Regions from separate parts of the Mus musculus genome. Here region 1 is linked to region 2. A link is a loop called in an ENCODE intact Hi-C map of the cell type or tissue named here. Cell type or tissue: left cerebral cortex. All regions are shown on one strand.

The links. A loop is a pair of places that touch in the nucleus more often than their neighbours do. Peaks named below come from ENCODE experiments on the same cell type or tissue, not always from the same donor. Only the 100,000 strongest peaks of a DNase experiment are listed, where the experiment ranks them.
Region 1: a loop joins it to region 2, with 5 times the contacts of the local background. A loop is called at or near these places in 7 of 42 quality-filtered maps.

What each region holds. Positions count from the first base shown.
Region 1 is chr12:29,930,802-29,934,801 of GRCm38, forward strand. Gm31939 (a long non-coding RNA gene) reads right to left here. Exons shown (of 4, transcript XR_001780596.2): 2 at 3,521-3,624. Among named protein-coding and RNA genes, the nearest start is that of Gm31939, 5.2 kb to the right of the region's middle. In left cerebral cortex, no CTCF peak of the experiment used is centred here; DNase peaks (open chromatin) are centred at 2,350 and 3,476; H3K27ac peaks cover 2,633 bases.
Region 2 is chr12:30,012,715-30,016,714 of GRCm38, forward strand. Pxdn (peroxidasin) reads left to right here. Exons shown (of 23, transcript NM_181395.2): 22 at 1,752-1,865; 23 at 2,737-4,000. The coding sequence ends at 2,856. Among named protein-coding and RNA genes, the nearest start is that of Gm15691, 45 kb to the right of the region's middle. In left cerebral cortex, no CTCF peak of the experiment used is centred here; DNase peaks (open chromatin) are centred at 1,699 and 3,033.

The DNA.
Region 1 (4,000 bases), 82 kb before region 2:
TATTTTTAGTCCCTGGAAGCCATTTTCACCCACCCCTGTATCTGACCTGACATCCTCGTGACTTCCAAGAACTGTAAAGTGTATTTCTAGCAAGCTGCTAGTTTACACCAATCCAAAAGCTAAGAATGCCATCAAAGAACACCTAAAATCTGCAGCAGGGTTTCCCCTGCTTGGCTGTAACCCTCCTCCTCGTTGTCCCCACTAATGGATTTGGTAAATGTCCTTGATTGATAAAGTTGTTTGTTCTGTAATGGGTACTATCTTCTGTAGGATCTGGGATGAGCTAGGTCTGCAGAGCATTCACTTAGCATCGAAATGACCCACAGAAGATCTCAGGGCCCCAGCTCGGCCTCTTTGGAACCTGCATATAGCTCTAGTTCTGGCCCATTTTCAGGCTTGGAAATGTTTCTCTCTCTTAATAAACTATTTCCTTTCCTGTTAGTATACATGTGTCTCTATCTAAATCATTATTAGGAGACGTAAAACCTGGAAATAGCAGTCAACTCTCTCCAAACTCAGATCTGACCTTTAACACCATTTTGGGGCTCCCAAGTTACATCTTAACAGGTTGCTGAGAGCTTGTTGTTGCTGTTGTTCTTTTTTGATAAAGTGAGATTATCTTGTGGCTCTGGAAGTCTCTTAGATATAATTACAATCTGATTATCAGCCTTAGGCTGCCCAATGGGATTAAAGGCATATCTTTTTACAATAAATGTAATTTCTGGTGAGACTTCTAGAAAATTGCAGGTTTATAGCTACAAAAGGGAGTGTGCCTTATATGCTTAACCCTTAAGCATTGTCTACAGCTGTTTTAACATTACTGTTTTAAATAGCTCTGTAGGAAGCAAGTATTGTCCCTATGTAGACAACCTTCACAGCAAATGTTACCAATTGTGTTGGAATTGTAGAGTTTCAACTAGACTTCCAGATGTAAGCCCCCCCCCATAAGCTAGACTCCAGGATGCAAGTCCCCTCTCTCTCTCTACATCCCCATACTTTCCCCCTTTCTATCCTTCTCCAGTTCCATTGTATTCCATTTTTATTGTCAAAATAACCATCTTGCCTATATTACATGGTGCTTATCTAAAAAAGCATTTCTTTTTTACAACATAAAGATTGAAAGAATTCTTCTTGCTAATTTACTTTAGATTTCTAAGGCCCTAATAAGCATCGTTTCGAAATGATGATAAATTCACAGAAGGTTGCAAACTCAGTGCTGAGGCCCCTGGCTTTTCCCCAATGCTTGTGCATGCATGCATGATGCTTTTCAAAGCCACAGCCTCCAGTGAGGCATGTGTTGACCCTAACACTGGTGGCCATTCACATTCTTCTTATTGTGACTGCAAAAGGGCCTAAGCCAGCCCATGGGCTGGGTCCACCCACTTGCAGGTCACCTTGCACTCAAGTGGTGTTTTGTTTCTTTGGCAAGCAGACCCCGCTGTTCTGTCTAGGCTGGCCTTGAACTCCTAGTCTCAAGCAATCTTTCTGCTTTAGACTCCTATGTATCCAGAAAGATAGACATGCACTAAGACTAGCAGACAGCTATGGCTGCTTATCTTTTAAGCTGTGTTGTTTCTCAGGTGCTGAGAGCTAGCCAATAGCTTACTTCCCAGGGAGATAAAAGGACTTTAGGAACCTGAAATCTCTTCCCTTCTGGTTCCAATTTCTGCCCTGCCTTGCCCATCCTATATTTGGGACTGATCTGACATGGTGAATTGCCAAAGCTCACAATCAACTGTCTACTGTCTGCTGTCCAATGCCATCCAGCACCCCCCACAACCCCTCATTTCTTGGAGCCAGGAGTGGGCAGTAGCAGAACGTCCATTTGATGGGTATGGTCCTCTTGGACCCCTTCATAGGTAAGTTAGGCCAAGATGAGTCCTGGAATAGGGTTATGGAATGGAGAAGTTGAATACTTCCTGCCTCTGCTGACAATGGGAACCCTGTGGAGTTTTCCTTAGCTAGATTCCCAGCTGCACCTCACTTCCTGTTGGGCCTGGAGTGCAGCATGAATCCCTCACTGTCCTTACCAAGCAGAAAGTGTGTCCATTCTGACACAGGATTCTAAGAATGGGGTAGAGAATCTACCCTGGGGGAGTCACCAGAGAGAACCAGTCTTCCTCCTGGCTCAGGATTATGGGAATGAACATTTCTGATGTTTTAATTACTTTGTCTATGGTTCCCTGGAGGCTGAGAGCTAAGCTTCCACCTTCTCTGCCTTGGGCACCTAAGGTGAGCCCTGTTCTCCTGGTAAGCTGTATAGTTTGTATAGTGGCTAACTGTGCCTGGGAGTCAGGGCAGCAGGTGGGGCTGACTCACTAAGGATTCTCAGGCATTCCCACACCAAGATCCAGCCTACACCAGAAGGCTCTCAGGGAGAATGTGTTCAGAGCTCACTGCCTTACTCAACACAGCCCACAGGATCAACTAGATTCCTCATATCTGGCCACCTAATGCTCACTGACTGTGGGTAGCAGCCATCTTTGCTTTACAGATTGAGAAACTGAAGTCCAGAGAAAGGGAGAAGGTTGACGGGGTCACAGCATTGGAAGCTGTGGCAATGAAGCTGCCTGTCTGTGAGCCCAAGTTCAGTTTGGTGGAGCAAGAGAAAGGATCACGACACCATATTGAGCCTGGAAACTAAGATGTGTTCTGAATCTTGGGGGTGGGGGGTGGGGGGTGGGAGGTTAAGGTGCAAGACTAGAGCAGCTCAGTAGGCAGTAGGTACCAGTGGTGGAGCCCTGTGCTCTAAGCATTGGACTCCTCCTGCATAGAGGGTAGGTACCAAAGTGGAGGGTGAGAATCCAAAGAGGGATGCATGCCCCTCCCTTTGGCTGTGAGACAATTCAAACAGTGATCCCCAGGAGCTGGAATTTCCCCCCAGGAATCTCATGCTGGTAAGAGAAAGGCTGAGGCCCTGTTGCCTGGCAGCAGGGGAGGGGCAGGGGGCTTGTCTACAGGTAAGAGCTCTTACACAGTTCTGACAACTTGTCAGCCTACCTTGCAAAAAACACAAAACAGAGCTAAGACAGCGTTGGATCACTGAGGGGTGGGACCACACCTTGGCTAGGACCCCTTAGTTATACATTGTTTCCGGTCCTGTATTTAAGCCTAAACCTCCCACCAGGATCCTGAAGGTGAGCTCATGGAAGGGAGGGGGTTGCTTGGGCCCAGGCTTTGACTCAAGCTCTCTGATGACATTTGACTCAGAGGTTGTCATGAGGCTCTATATTGAAAACACCTGCATGGTTGAAAGACCACACGATAAATGGATGTCATGAACCAGGAATAGTGGGAGGGGAGCGGGCAGTGGGACAGCCGCTGTTCACGGTGTCTCAGCACCCTCACTGGGTGGAGGTGTTAGAACACGCCTTCACTGAGTATTTCTGTCTCTTTGCCTGAGTATCAGCACCAGAAAGAAATGTTTTCTGTGGAATAAGAAACAGGTTGCAGGCCAGATGGAAGGACTTGGAATGTGCTTATAAGAGGGAAATGGGAATTCGCCCATCAGAAAACTCACCCGAAGGCCAGTCTGGAGATGTTAGACTCCCACGAGCCTCCAGTGTTCACACGAAGGAGATGATGATCAAAAAGTGTGTGAAGGGATCCAGTGTAAGAACTTTGCTGGGAAAACACAACCCTTCGTTCCTTAGTCATGGCCCTGGCTCTGAGTCCCCACCATGCTTCATTGTGCAGAGCTGAAAAGCTGGCCACTATTTCCTCTGAGTCATCCTCTGAGACACAGACACAATGGGGGAAGGGAGGGGAAGTAGATGGATGGCTAAGTGGCTGGATAAGTGGGCAGGAGGGTGAGTGCGGGAGATGGGTCAGTGAGGAAGGGAAGGAAAAAATGAGGGGGTGATTTGACAGAGACACAAAAAAATATAAAAAAGAAAATCTGCTGAACAATCCCTCCTGCCTCAGGTTCCAGCTTCTCACTTTTCCCTAGAGGCCACCCTAACCATTTTCTTAAAACAGTTATACCCATCCATCTACCTGT
Region 2 (4,000 bases):
CATATCTTGAATGGGAAAGCACACGAGTTTGAAAAGGAACCAAGCAATGGTACAAGGCTTTGGAATCTCAGAGTCTACTCACACCGATGGACTTCTTCCAACATGGCCACGCCTCCTAGACCTCCCCCACACAACTGGGAAACATTTGCCCAAATGCCCAGGACTACTAGGGGACATTCACACCACCGCAACTGGAACACTGGGGAGTGGACAGTTGGTGTCTCTAAGTTTAGAGTACTTTGCCAGGGAATATGGCTGAGAGGACACCATTGGAATAGACAGAAAGTTCCAGAAAACTCAGGCAAAGTCATATGAAGAAGTGTAGGAGAAGACAAACCTGAATTCCTGTTGGTTAGCCATGTCTTATAGAATAGTTTGGAAATAACTGTTTCCAGAGCCTAGTCAGTCCGTGATGGTAGACGGGCAGAAGTTGTGTGGCAGGGTACCAGGACTCCACACTATAGCCCTGCCTGAGGATCTATACATAAAGCCCTCTCTTCCTGCCTAAGGAGCTTTGTTCTGCTTCTCTGGAGCTCTGTGTTTAGTTACTAAAGGCCTTGTTTCAAAGAGAGGGAGGCTGAGACATGGGAGGTACGGTCACTCGATGACGAAGAACATGAAGGGCACGTGCTTGAAGTTGTGAGGCAGAGAAGTGTTCTCCTGGGTGGTGTGGAGAGTGTCCCAGGAGGTAGTGTGCCATTAGTGCCTGGTTTTTGGGATTCTTGGGTCTGGCTCTTTTCCTATCCCAAGGCTACTCATGTGATAAGCTCAGGGGAGACTCATGTAACTCAAATTCCTTTCTAGATTAAAAAAAAAAAAGCCATCCCTATGGCATCTGTTCCTGCTAGATCCTTGCCCTGCAGGCCTAGGGCTCAGTCTCTGCATTCCAGCACCCAGCTAGGTTTGCTCTGGAGCACTAGTGGGTGGTGCTGGGGATTCCTGGCTCAGGCAGAGAAGCTCAGACCAATCCCAGGAGACCTCTAGATACTGATGAGCAGGTGTCCTTCAGACCAAGGGTTGGTCCAGGAAGCCCACATGGACGTAATGTCCATAGTACTATTGCATGCATTCTACCTGTGGTGTAGTTAGGGACTGCTCAGCTCGAGATGCCAGTAGACCTGACAGTGCAGAATGGCCTTGGTACAGATAGCTCAGGAAATTTGGTCGTTCCCTGCATGACCTATGTGTGCAGTTGCCTATGGCTCGTCAGTGCTGACTACTGTCCAGATCCCAGCCTCCTTGGTCCTTAGATATCTGGGCTTTGAGTTACCTCAGAGTCAGCCACTAGTGCCCACATGAATCTCGACTTCCTGAGAATGCTCATCTAGCCTTTGGTTTTCTTCAAGGCCTCAAGCAGGAATGCAGAGAGTTAATACCTAAAATATCAATTATGCCAGTGAGTCGTTCCTACAGAAGTTCCCTTTGTTTTGTTTGGGAATGCTACAGCATGTCTCATTGTGAATAGCTCTTTGGCTAACTAGATTCCAGTTGGGATTTAGGCTGCTGGGTGGGAAGTCATCCTAATGCAAAGACAACCAGGGGATCTTAGTGCCAAGCGTCGATGTTCTGTGCTCTGCTCCAGCGTGGACTGGGGAGTATGCTGTGCGCAGTAGGTAGGCAGGGGGCGGGGTTGAACTCCACACGGCAAGTAGACTCCCAGCACCTGTTGTCACGTGGGCAGCCTCTCCTCTGCTGGCTATGGCTGCTGACGTTTATTCTATCAAGTCTGACTGCCTTGCGCCTTGCTGCAGATAAACAGCTTGGAGTCTCGGCTCAGCACCACAGAATGTGTGGATGACAGCGGTGAATCTCACGGCGGCAACACAAAGTGGAAAAAAGACCCATGCACAGTTTGTGAGTGCAAAGTGAGTATGGGGGTCGGGTCTGTGTTTGTACCTGGAGGGCTGGTGGTCCAGGTGTCAGAGTGAGGTCCTGCTGGCCCTCATCCTCAGCCCTGGTTTCCCCTCATACGCTGCAAAGAGCAACTAGGGGCATTTGTGTGAACCACCTTCGCAGCTAATGGTGTACGGGGAACATACACACAACCAGGAACCTGAGAACTCCACAGCTTAGGACCCGTGCTCGAAAAGCTGGCTGTTACATTCACCCCACCCCACCCCCATCCCTATTGTCCAGTTTTGGCCTGGGATATTAGTTACAGAAAATACTATCGGATATAGTCCATCTTTGGGAAGAAGTGACAAGTAGGCCAATGATAAACCTTGCTTATGAGCACAGGTTCCCCTGACGTCCTGACAGGGATACAGAGCAAGAAGGCAGGACAGCAGGAATGAGGGGAGATCCAGGTCACCTCTTATCTAGCAGGGGTCAGGGAACAGTACAGAGTACTCTAAGCATCCCTGGATTGCCTGGCTAAGGAAGACTAAGCTAGGAGAGGAAGGATTGTTTGCAGAGGAGAAGAGTGCTTCCGTCTGGCTCAGTGTGCTTCCTGGCAGGGTTACGTGGAGATTAGGTTTGGGACAGCTCACTCCTTTGATCCTAGGCCTCAGTAGGGTGAGAGGACAATGGGGTCCTCCAGGGAATGTACTTGTAGCTGAAACGCTCCAATTAGTGTCTTCAGTCCCAGTCCCAGTCCAGCTGAGTCGAGCACAGGGGCTAGGAAATACTGTGGGGATGAGGGAAAGAACCATTGGGTGTCATACTGGGTCAGGGGTCATGTGGGTCATGCCAAGCCGAGGGCCCAAGAATGACAAGAGTGTATCTCCCCTCCTTTAGAATGGCCAGATCACCTGCTTTGTGGAAGCTTGCCAGCCTGCAGCCTGCCCCCAGCCTGTGAAAGTGGAAGGCGCTTGCTGTCCCGTCTGCTTAAAGAACACTGCAGAGGAAAAGCCTTAGTGTTCCCGAGCTTAGCTCCTCGAAGCTGGTCCACAGAATACTTGTGAGCCTAGATGACAACATGGGGAGCTTCAGACCACAGGACAAGTTGGGATCTCAGACATTTCAGGACCTCTGCTGTGCCATCGCAGAAGCAGCCGGGGCTGCTTCACACCCTGTGTTTGTAGAAGGAAATTGAGCAGGCGGGAGTGGGTGCAGGCTCTGGCCCTCACTTCATGTTAGACTTCTCAGGTTTATATTTAAGTGTTTTTAAATGGAAAATTGGTGCTACTATTAAATCACACAGTTGAGACATGGGTTTCGAAATTGCTTCGGCCTGATGATGCCACTTCTGTTTAAGCGAGGCAGAAGGTCTTTGACAGGCTTCATTTAAACAGAAGCATTTGGCAAATGGAACAGGATCTTATAAAATAATATCCTGGGCCAAAATCCCTACAGGGATACTAGGGCTTTCTCCCACTGCTCCCTCATGTCTGCCATCTTCCCCTTCAGGGCCCTTCAGCGTCTAATAACAATACCAACACAAACCTGCACCTTGCGACCATGTCCACCCTTCTACACAGGACTGTCACATTATCAAGCCACAGTTAGAAATAATCTTGTTTCCACTTAGAAAATGTGTAAATACTGCCTTGCTGTAAATTGAATGTGAAATCCTTTGGTCCTATGCCATGTTGAGTGACCCGAATAGCCCCTTGCATCGGCAGGATGGTCTGCAGCCACCACCTGCCTTGGTTCCTGGCCATGGTGTAGGGAGGGTGATGGTCTGCAGCCACCACCTGCCTTGGTTCCTGGCCATGGTGTAGGGAGGGTGATTCACTCTCCAGGTCCTTTGAATAGGTGACAGACAGGCAGAGCCTGAATGTCAGGAAATTCCATTGTATGAATGCTTTAAAGGAAAACGTTCCCTATACCTCATTATTTTTTATTGCATGATGTTTTATAAAAATTTGCCCATTTTAGATGTTAGAAAAATTATTTCCACTATGCAAATTTCTTTTTAATTCAGTGAAAAGCAACTGTTATACCTCATAGTCTCTTGTTTTTAATTGACCAAAATATTCCATTCTATTCTCACAAGGTTCTGAGGTCTCTGCCTGAAAAAGCAAGTCTCACCCTATAGACACTGATGTGCCCAGCACTA